Regions from separate parts of the Homo sapiens genome. Here region 2 is linked to region 1. Evidence: read pairs that join two places in POLR2A ChIA-PET (ENCODE). Cell type or tissue: CD4-positive, alpha-beta T cell. All regions are shown on one strand. Links, peaks and the distances in the headings refer to the core of each region. The heading gives the core; the rest is flanking DNA.

Region 1 (5,000 bases), core at 1-5,000:
GCAGCTGCTCCTTCTCTCTGATCAGCTCCTCACTGAGGGTCTCCAGATCTTGGTTGCTCTGCTTTTCTCTCTCCAGCTGGGTTTGTAACTTTTCAATCTGCAGAACCAAAAGACCCAGCCCAGTGCAGACATCAGTCCTACGAAGTGAACCATGATTTAAAACAAAACAGAAACCACCCCAACAGAATGCACTGATGGGTCTTTTCTCAAGGGAAGACCTCCTGACATCATTCTGTAGCAACTCCCCACACCACAGCTGTCACTCTTAAGACAGAAAGTCACCAGGAAGCAAACCATCACCATCCCCCCAGCGTCCCTCTGCCCCATCCTTGCTGCCATGTGCTCCACCGCCTGAGGCCGCCACCGCTGGGTGCCCTCGGGGGTTTCACACGCACCCAGCTTCCTGTCCTCCTGGAGACTTCCTGCCTCAGTTGGTGATGTCACCTGGCTGCTCAAGTGGCCCTCTGTTATATCTCTTCCTCTTTCACCTCCATGGAAATGTGTCACCAAGCCCTGTCCTTCTTACCCCTTCCACACTTCCACCATCTCCCTCACAGGCCAGGCCACATTTTGTCTGGCCTGGACAGCCACCCAGTGATCTCCTTGACATCAAGGTCTTATGCCAGAACCCACCTGTTCGCAGCCCTCCTAAACATGAACTACCTAAACAGAGGTCCTTATGCTCCCCGTTGCACACGAGTGCCCGCCTTGCTGAAATGCAGATTCTGACTCAACCTTTTTTTTTTTTTGAGATGGAGTTTTGCTCTTGTCGCCCAGGATGGAGTACAATGGCATGATCTTGGCTCACTGCAACCTCCGCCTCCCAGATTCAAGCAATTTTCCTGCCTCAGCCTCCTGAGTAACTAGGACTACAGAAGCCTGCCACCACGCCCATCTAATTTTTGTATTTTTAGTAGAGACGGGATTTCACTGTGTTGGCCAGGCTGGTCTCACAGGTGATCCGCCTGCCTCGGTCTCCCAAAGTGCTGGGGTTAACAGGCATGAGCCACTGTGCCCGGCCAACCCTTGCATTTCTGATTGCTGTTGCTTCTGGTCTAAAGGTGTGATTTCCTGGGTCCTACCTACCCCTGATGGACCCCTCATCTTTCTCATTCTGTGGTTCTTTGTCCTATACTCCGGTCCATCCCCGAAGAAGACCTGTGCACCTGATGAACCTGCTGGGCTAAGGTATGGGATGGCTGCAGACTTTCTGGCCCCCAGAGGGTTTCCTGTCCTCCCTGCAGCCACTGGCATGGGCAACAGTCTCATGTGGTGCAGCATTAGGTTTTCCTGGGAGTTGTGGGTGCCAGGACCCTGCCCCTCAGCCCCCAGGCTGCATGTCTTCACATGAGCTGCTCCTGCCTCTCATGACAGGCCCCCAAAGGGCTGCCCCTCTTCCTCTAAAAATAAGGATTCTTTTTCCTTCCTGACTCAAAGAATGAACTCTTATGACTTCAATACAAAGCTACAGACACAGAGGAGGGAGGGGGCTTCTCTAGGACCCATGGAGGTGCCTTGAGTTAGAGAGAAAGATGTTTTAACTTCAGGGAACTATGGTTTCCAGAGGTCCCAGACCAAAGCAAGCGTGCAGCCTGGGCTACATTCGGGGTGAGATGAAGAGCCAGGTTGGCACTAGGGGCCCCCTGTGGGACTCAGCAGGGCCAACGGGCTTGCTTACTGACTAGGAAATGCCAGCTGGATGGCTGAGGTTGGAGAGGGAAATTCAGGATGAGCTGAGCTGGCTGAGGGTTGCCAGGCCTGAAGCACAGCCTGCCTCCTGCTGGTGCTGAAGGGTTCACCTGTCAAATGCTGGCGAGCACCCTCTACGTGTCAGACTCTGGGCTGGGCACTGGGGCCAATAAAACAGTCAGTGAGACATGGACAGAGAGTGAAGGGAGAACCACCCTGCAGGGTCGGGCCAGATTCCAGCCAGGCTCAGGGCAGGCCAAGGACGAGAGGGAGGAGAGAGCTCCAGGCTTCAGACACAGGACAGCCCTGCCTGCAAACAGCGGCCCCTCCCTTCCGGCGCCCCCACGACCAGAGAGTGTGTGCCAAGACAGGGCCTCCCGAGGGCCACGGCAGGAGAGGCTGGCGTCGGGCCAGGGAGGAAGTGGGTAGGGCCTGAGAGATCAGCATAAGGAGTTGTGGTGGGTGGGCGACGCCCCCGCCAGGTCCTGTTTGTACAGAGGAGGGGCCACAGCAGACAGGACAGGGCAGAGAGATGCCTGGGCACCACCCTGGTGACCTGCCAGAAGGGGCCCCAAAATATCACTAGGCCAGAGAGATAATACTGCAGGCTTTCTGGGGCAGCGTCGTGAGGACCTGCAGAGCTGGAGGTTCTCATCTTCCTAAAGGGCAATTATTTTTATCATGGCCAAGGTTGGGCTGCCACTTATGAAGACATTTCCCGTGCTAGGCCCACATGAATCTAAGAAACCAAAACACTGAGTCAGCCACAGTGGCTCACACCTGTGCTCCTAGCACTTTGGGAGGCTGAGACCGAAGGACTGCTTGAGCCCAGGGGTTTGAGACCAGCCTGGGCAACATAAAGAGACCCCAGTTCCAAAAAAAAAAAATTAGCTGGGCGTGGTGGTACGTGCCTGTGGTCCCAGCTATTCGGGAGGCTGATGTGGGAGGATTACTTGAGCTCTGGAGGTCAAATCTGCAGTGAGCCATGGTCACACTACCGCACTCCTGCCTGGATGACAGAGCAAGACCCTGTCTCAAAAAACCGAGTCACTTTCCCCATGCTGCCCTGCACCAGAAGATGTGGCATGAGACGGGGGTGTCTTCTGTTGTCCTACAAAGAGAGGAAAAACCACCTGGCAGCTCAAACGCTGCAAGGCACACAAAGTTCAAAGGGACAAGAGTGAGGAGCCTCGTAGAAGTCCCATGAGGGAACTCAAGGGACCAGTTCCCAGGAGTGGGGGACCTGTTCCCAGCCTCAGAGATCATGAACCTGCAGAGTGGCTGGGTGCAGTGGCTCACATTGGGACGCTGAGGTGGGCAGATCACCTGAAGTCAGGAGACCAGCCTGGCCAACATGGCGAAACCTCATCTCCACTAAAAACACAAAAATTAGCTGGGCATGGTGGCACATGCCTGTAATCCCAGCTACTTGGGAGGCCGAGACAGGAGCATCGCTTGAACCCAGGAGATGGAGATAGCAAGGAAGCTGAGATTGCACCACTGCACTCCAGCCTGGACAACAGAGCGAGACTCCGTCCAAAAAAAAAAAAAAAAAAAAAGAACCTGCAGAGCCAAGGGACCCAGGTGTCCTGCCACAGTCATGCCTCAGTAAATGACACTGCCAGGACTCACAGCTGGATGGCTGAGGTTGGAGAGGGAAATTCAGGATGAGCTGAGCTGGCTGAGGGTTGCCCATCCTGCATGGCAGTCAGCCCGCAAGAACACTCTGGCCTCCTCCCTCGACTGGAATCTGACAGCTGGTGCATTCAGAGCCCACAGTACACCAGTGCCTCCACAGTGTGAGGCAGGTGGATGAGAGGTCCTCTGACCTGGAATGAGCAAGACCTGTCGGCAATCCCTAGTCTCTCATTGGCCCCTTCCTGCACCTGAGAAGGAATCTGCCATGTGACAGGGATCCTCTTAACTGTAGAACAAGACTGGCTTGCAAACTCTCATCTGTTCACCCAGGTGTCTGGCTTCTACTCTGCTCCCAGGAAGACCTAACAGCTGTCATTAAAACAGAACACAGTTCAGCTATCTCTTCTTCCCCATCCCATAAACCCAGGGGAGGGAGAAAGCACTGACCTGCTTGTTTTACCACAGCAAGACCCTAAGGTGTTCCGTCAGTGGCCTCACACATACAGACCTAGGCTTTGCAGCCCCAAAGATGTTCATTATCACTTTAGTCAACAACTCAACGTCTGGTATTCGGTACCTTACTGGTTCTTCTCCCTGGGTCCCTATTGCATGCTTTATAACAGTGCCCTGCTCTCTTTTTATTGAGTGCTTACTATGTGCCGAATCCGTCACACACACTACCACCTCTAATCCCCACAACAGCCAGCATAAGAAATGTGTGTCTGGGGCCGGGCATGGTGGCTCATGCTGGTAATCCCAGCATTTTGGGAGGCCGAGGCGGGTGGGCCACCTGAGGTCGGGAGTTTGAGACCAGCCTGGCCAACATGGCAAAACCCCGTCTCTACTAAAAATACAAAACTAGCTGGGTGTGGTGGTGGGTGCCTGTAATCCCAGCTACTCGGGAGGCTGAGGCAGGAGAATCACTTGAACCTGGGAGGTGGAGTTGCAATGAGCTGAGATTGTGCCATTGCACTCCAGCCTGGGCAACAAGAACAAAACTCAGTCTCAAAAAAAAAAAAAAAAAAAAAAAAAAAAGAAATGTGTGTTTGGTTGTTGCTAAATTTCCTGGCACAAGTTTCGAAAACCCTTGGAATCTCCAAAGGGATAGGTGTCTTTCTTGTATGCTAAGATGAATGAGGACTGGGGGCTCCTGGAGAGCCTCAGGATGGGAGCTGGTTGCCAAGGGAACCAACCATGTTATTAGAGAGATGAAACTTTCAGGCCTCCCCTACCTCCAGGGAGGAGACAGGGCCTGGAGGTTGAGCTAATCAAATGGCAAATGATGTAATCAATCATGCCTATATAATGAAACCTCCATAAAAACCCAAAAGGACTTGGTCAAAAAGTGTCCAGGTTGGTGAACATGTGGAGGTGCTGGAGGGGCACCCGCAGAGGACAGGGTAGCGTGGCACCACTCCCCGCACCCACCGCCCTGTGCATCTGTTCTGCCTGTGCGTTGTATACTTTGTAATAAACAAGGAATACTAAGCCATCTAGGCAATAGCGGAGCCCACGAAGGGGGTGGTGGGAACCTCTGATCTGCAGCCAGCCGATCAGAAGCACAGGTGACAATCCGGACTTGGATTGGCACCTGAAGTGGGAGGCAGTCTGGTGGGACTGAGCCCTTAGGCTGCAGGGTCTGTAGTGTCAGAATTGAGTTAAATTGTAGGATA
Region 2 (6,403 bases), core at 1-5,000, 1.9 Mb before region 1:
CCCTTTCCAAGAAACCTTTGCTGAGAAAGCTTCCTTAACTTTGTTTATAAAATGGGCTCTATCCTTTTGCTTAACTTTTCAGTAATATCTGTGATATGGTTTGGCTGTGTCCCCACCCAAATCTCATCTTGAATTGCAGTTCTCATAATCCCCATGTGTCACGGGAGGGACCAAGTTGGAGGTAATTGAATCATGGGGGCAGTTACCCCCATGCTGCTTTTCTGTTTTTGTTTTGTTTTGTTTTGTTTTTGAGACGGAGTCTTGCTCTGTCGCCAAGCTGGGGTACAATGGCACGATCTCAGCTCACTGCAACCTCCACCTCCGGGGCTCAAGCGATTCTCCTGCCTCAGCCTCTCGAATAGCTGGGATTACAGCTGCCCACCACCACGCCCGGCTAATTTTTGTACTTTTGGTAGAGATTGAGTTTCACCATGTTGGCCAAGCTGGTCTCGAACACCTGACCTCGTGATACGCCCACCTTGGCCACCCAAAGTGCTGGGTCTGCAGGCGTGAGCCACCGCACCTGACTTCCATGCTGCTTTTCTCGTGACAGTGAGTGAGTTCTCCAGAGATCTGATGGTTTTATAAGGGCCTTTTTGCTCAGGACTTCTCCTTGCAGCCGCCACGTGAAGAAGGATGTGTTTGCTTCCCCTTCTGCCATGATTGTAAGTTTCCTGAGGCCTCCCCAGCCATGCAGAACTGTGAGTCAATTAAACCTCTTTCCTTTATAAATCACCCAGTCTCTGGCATGTCTTTGTTTTTTTTTGTTTTGTTTTGTTTTGAAGACAGAGTCTTGCTCTGTTGCCAGGCTGGAGTGCAGTCGCACGATCTTGGCTCACTGCAACCTCCGCCTCCCAGGTTCAAGCGATTCTCCTGCCTCAGCCTCCCAAGTAGCTGGGACTACAGGCACCCGCCACCACTCCCAGCTAATTTTTGTATTTTTAGTAGAGACGGGTTTTCAACACATTGGGTAGGATGGTCTCAATCTCTTGACCTCGTGATCCACCCTCCTCCCAAAGTGCTGGGATTACAGGCGTGAGCCACCGCGCCTAGCTTGAGTATGTCTTTATTAGCAGCATGAGAACGGACTAATACAATCCAGAAGAACTTTTCAAGGGGGTCCCACAAGGTTATGTTTTGTACCACTGTCTGCACTCAAAAGAGACTCCCTGAAACTCACAGGGTTCAGAGTTGCAAAGAATGTGAGGTGTGATCTAATACCTCCAACTTGAGCTATTTATCATTTCAGGTACTGAGAGGCTATGTTACATCCTCTCCAATTGATGAAGATTTGTTCTTAATCATTGACTGAGGGAGAAGACACTTGGAATTTTCCATTTAAATCTCAACTCAAGAGCTTTCTAGATGCAGTAAGCTAGGACATCACTCTGGATTGTATTGTAAAATTAATTCAAACATTGTTTCCAGTTTTTAGGTTTACATAAAACAGTGTCCTTTAAGACAGGCTGATTATTTGAACAGAATATCAGGGTCATTCCCATCTCCATCTCATTAGCTTTATTCACTTATGCACATGCACACACAAAGTATCTACCAGCTGCCCCCCACATAAGTCACAGTGTGATCGTCACTGAGCAGGTGGGTAGGGAGGAGTCAGCCAGCAAACACAGGGCTGCCCCTCCAGGAACTTCCTGGTATTCCAGCCTCCAGCAACGACTGAATGCCTCTAGTCTGCAGCTTCCACTTCATTTTCTTCCTTTTCATCTCTTTTCCATTAGTATCTGTGCCTTCCGAAATTACAACTTGGTCGTCTAAGGCATTCAAGTTGATCCGCTTAAGGCAAACTGAGATGTGAGTAACCAATACATCCAGACCTCCCGGGGGCCGCCATTTTGCTGACAAGTATGACTTTGCCACAAACTAAAATGAAGCTCCACTTATTTCTCCTCTTTTGCATCCTCTTCCAATTGACGGCAAATGCAGGGAATATGTTTTTCGTGCCAGTTGCTTTCTAAGGCCTCTTGACTGCTCAGATAACTGTTTTGCCCAAGAGCACTAACCCTGTCCATGTTGGAAACGTGCTTGGAGTCCTAATTCAGGGCCCATTCTAGGCATTTGGATTTGAGAGATGAATCAAGACCTTGCCCACCAGGAGCCCACAGCCTAGTGAAGCACACCACCCGCAGCAGCAGTTACAACACAGGAAGTGCTGCAAGGGAGGTGTGAACAGACTCTCACCAGGGACCACAGGCTACAAGGCCTCCCTAACTAAAGCCACCCCTCTAGCACGGCACAGAGAATTACATGGGACTTGGGGCAGCTGGCCAAGGACCTGTACCACTCCCTTTGGGTTTTACATTTCTCTCGAGGGTTTTCTCATTTCAATTACTGTTCCAGTCACCACACTGATCCCCTCAGGCCTACGGCAAGGTGGGGGCACACTGCTTTCATTACTGAAAAAGTAAGGCAGAAGAAAGGGAGAACATCTGAATCTTCATCTATGGAATGGGGAGGAAAAACAGTAGCTACAGTGTCTGCACATAAAGACGTGATCACAGCGCCTGACACAAAAGCAGCGTTAGCTTTCGTTGCTGGGACCTACCACTGTTGGGCGATGGTAATAATCATGAACTCAGATCCAATCCAGGACGGAGCCTGCTGGAGCCTGCCCGGGACTCCCAAGCACAGGCAGCTGCACATCACACCCCCTTCTCACGGTGGCTCTCCACCCAGACTCAGACACAGCTCTCTGCTAGGGAAGAAAGTGAGGGCTGGCCCGGCAGGACAAGCCCACATCCAGCAGAGACTGGTGTGATCCCACAGCTTCGCCTGTTCCCGGGGTGCGTGTCGCCATCCACCACCTGCTGTAACTCTGAGATCCTTGTGGGCAGGAAACATGGCTTCATTACACGTTGTAGAAAAGGGGCTGGGAACATGGGAAATTTCTAATCTGGAAGGGGCTCTTGGAGAGAGTTATGTCCAGCTGTTTCACTTTAAAATACAATTACTGATGACATATTTTTTAAATGCCGAAAAATTAAAAGAAAATTTAAATGGTCCACCTAATCCCCGACATAAACGGATTAGCCAAATGTAAATTTTTTTTAAGTGATAAACATGCCCTTTAAAAAAAAAAAGGCAAAACAGCACAGGAAGGAAGAAAATTAAAGCTAAAACATTTTGTTCCCTCTTGCTTTTTTTTTTTTTAAACATATGGGGTCTCACTGTGTTGCCCAGCTGCAGTCTCAAACTCCTGGGCTCAAGCTCCAGCAGTCCTCCCTCCTTAGCTTCCCAAATAGCTGAGACTATAGGTAAGTGCCACCAAGCCCACCAAGCTCCCAGCTAATTCTTCTTCTTCCTTTTCTTTTCTTTCTTTGTTTTTTTTTTTTTTTTTTTTTTTTGGGTAGAGATTAGGTCTCACTATGTTATTCAGGAGGGTCTCAAACTCCTGGCCTCAATCCTTCCTCCCACCTCAGCCTCCCAAAGTGCTGAGATTACAGGCATGAGCTAGCACTCCTGGCATTTTCCTCCTGCCCTGAGCCCCCAGTCCTTCCTACTTTTTTCTTGTGGATCCTGCCAAAAATAATAATTAAAATATGAGCATATATATGCATGCACATATATACATGCATCTACATAATTTGATTATTTTTTTTTTTATAAATAGGATCCCACTTTCCTGAAACTTGCTTTTTGTACTTCAGGCAATAAGCAAAGTTCTGAAGCCAAAATACTTGGTTTACAGGCTGGGCCCAGTGACTCACTTCTGTAATCTCAGCACTTTGGGAGGCTGGGGCGGGCGGATCACCTGACGTCAAGAGTTCAAGACCAGCCTGGCCAACGTGGTGAAACCCCGTCTCTACTGAAAATACAAAAATTAGCCAGGCATGGTGGGAGGCACCTGTAGTCCCAGCTACTTGGGAGGCTGAGACAGAAGAATTGCTTGAACCAGGGAGGTGGAGGCTGCAGTGAGCCGAGATCAAGCCACTGCACAACATCCTGGGTGACAGAGGAAGGCTGTGTCTCAAAACACACACACACACACACATACACACACACACACTTGGTTTGTACTCCACACTCCCATGCCAATTTCTAACTACAGTATGATCTTGAGCAGATTATATAACTTGACTGTGCCTCAGCTTTTTGATCTGAATGATGGGGATAGATGAGTTAACACACGTAAACTTCTTAGAATGCAGACAGCACTCAAATATGTATTGCTATTATTTACTCCTGTTATATCTTCGTACCCCCTCCCTATCCTCCTATTTAAATGCTGCCCAGTGTGCCAGGACGTATCATTTGGGCTTTGAACCAGTCCCCTGGTGGTGAATATCGAGGTTGTATCCAGTTTGGCTGTTGCTGTTACAAACAATATTAAGACATCCTTATTCACCAGTTGTTAATACTGTAGTGAGAAAATCCACCAGACATATTCCAAAGGGTGAACTTGCTGGGTCTGTGCATCATACATTTTGAGAGACGTCGCCAGATGCCCTCCCAAAATGCTCTGCCCATATACCCTGACACAAAAGCCAAGTGAACGTGCCTTTTCCCAGCCCCTCTCCAGAACTGGATATTCTCAAATTTTGCATCATATCTGCTCTCTAATAAGCAAGTGACAAAATGGCACTCCTTGTGTTGATTTGAACCTCTTTTATTATGAGTGAGGTTGAGAACTCTTTAATTTGCAGATGAGAGAAACTGAGACCCAGGGGTCCCCTAACTGGCTTCAAGTGTGACCCTGAGGTAGTCAGTGGCACAGACAAGCCTGAGGTCAGAACACCTGTCGGGGATCACCCTAAGATGCCCAGACCCACAGCACCAGGAGGAGTGTCTGACAGCCATCGGCCAATCCCTGCCTCCTCCCCTCTCCAAGGCATACCCAGTTGGGTTAGGGTGACCAGCAATCCCAAGGCAGGCAGAAGTTTCAGCCCTGTCCTCAGTCCAGGAAGCAGGGTTGAGGGGCTTCTCCAACTGAAGGTTGCTGCCTGCAGCTAGTAGATAAGGAAAGCCTTGTCTCCACACTGCCTGAGGTTCAAGGGTGTTTTTCTCTTATTCCTGTTATCTCAAGTCTCTGTTCTGTCTTGGAGCAAAGAGTTCATGTTGTGACTGGGCTTTCGTTTTCTTTCTCCACCTCCTCTGTGGACCTGGACTTCTTTAACTGGGAAAGAAAGCTCCTTGGAGTAGGAAATGGGTCTGCTTTGATCGCCCTCTGGGTGCCTTGCCCCAGTGGATGAACGGAGCAGGAGCTGATGGACTAGCTCTGGGGGAGAGAGAGTGAGGTCTAGGTGATGGGCTCTGCTACTCCCTGGCACTGTGTCTTTGGGTAAATCCCTCTAGGTCTCACTGTCTTCATCCGAAGGAGAGAAAAGGCACCTAACACGCAGGATCGTTCCATGTACACGTCCGTGCTTTGAAAACTGTGAAGTGCAACACAAACAGAGGATCCTGGTGAATGTCAGCGAGTTGGTCGCCACGGGCTTCCACGCAGGTGCGTTTTTTTAAAGAGGCAACCAGCTTCAGTCATGCAGGCAGGGCCTGCCCCTGTTTTGAGATATTCCTGAAGCTGTCCACCTCCCACCCAAGCACACCAGAACCAAGCTGATCATCATAACACAGACTGAGTCGTGGTTTCATCTTGATTGGGCAAAAAAGTATTTCATAAGCGTCTATTTATACACCAGCTAAACTAGATGTTCAGCAAATCCTCATTTGTTTGGCAGACGCTGGAAGCTCAGTCCTACTTAGTGGAATTTCTCAGCCAACTGATACTCATCACACATTAGAATTAGAAAACAAAACTGGCTATTTTGAAGGGAATCAACCTACAATTATTACATATTTCTCTCTGACTTTCTAAAAAAAAAAAAAAGCATTAAATGCAGTTCTACTCTTTTTCTTATCTCACTGCCACCACCATAAACACCAATTATTCTACTGACTCTAGAATCATAAGAGCCTGTTCTACCACTCATAGCTTTGAGACTTTCGGCAAATTATTTAACCTCTTTGTGCCTCAGTTTTCTCATCTATGAAAGAGGATCAGAAAACCAAGTTAATTAGGAAATGTGGCTGCAATGAGAACACAAAACCAGCAATCTACTTAAAATTTAGTGCATGGATTTGGAGATAACTGTTTTTCTCTCTGAGATATTTTTTATTCCTACCCAACTCCTGGCTATATTCCAGATAGCTGAATTTGCTGGCAAAGTAAACATCTCTTATGTGGACATGAATTTCTTTTGGGGCCTTGAAAAACATAACTAAGGCCCCCATGGAACGCATTATGCCAACAAGCCAGGCACAGACACAGGCACTCCGTCCCAAGCACGGAGATTTTCAGCCAATGCCTCGGAGCGGCCCAGTAGAGCTAACCTAAATGAACAGAGAGAACCAAGTCAAGGAAAGCAAAAGCTTCCCTGACCTTCATGAG

The links. ChIA-PET counts read pairs that join two places held together with the same protein. Peaks named below come from ENCODE experiments on the same cell type or tissue, not always from the same donor. Only the 100,000 strongest peaks of a DNase experiment are listed, where the experiment ranks them.
Region 2: POLR2A ChIA-PET joins it to region 1 with 6 read pairs; 1 of 35 experiments calls an interaction of 5 or more read pairs at or near these places.

What each region holds. Positions count from the first base shown.
Region 1 is chr14:91,315,691-91,320,690 of GRCh38, forward strand. It overlaps CCDC88C (coiled-coil domain containing 88C), which reads right to left. Exons shown (of 30, transcript NM_001080414.4): 14 at 1-97. Among named protein-coding and RNA genes, the nearest start is that of GPR68, 73 kb to the left of the region's middle. RefSeq lists an enhancer at 421-810. In CD4-positive, alpha-beta T cell, for the core only: CTCF peaks have their summits at 363, 1,780 (motif pointing left) and 1,982; DNase peaks (open chromatin) are centred at 311, 2,081, 2,401 and 2,779; H3K4me3 peaks cover 726 bases; H3K27ac peaks cover 4,780 bases.
Region 2 is chr14:89,464,467-89,470,869 of GRCh38, forward strand. It overlaps a transcript of FOXN3 not described here. Among named protein-coding and RNA genes, the nearest start is that of FOXN3-AS1, 50 kb to the left of the region's middle. RefSeq lists enhancers at 1,419-2,338, 2,339-3,258. In CD4-positive, alpha-beta T cell, for the core only: no CTCF peak of the experiment used is centred there; a DNase peak (open chromatin) is centred at 2,185.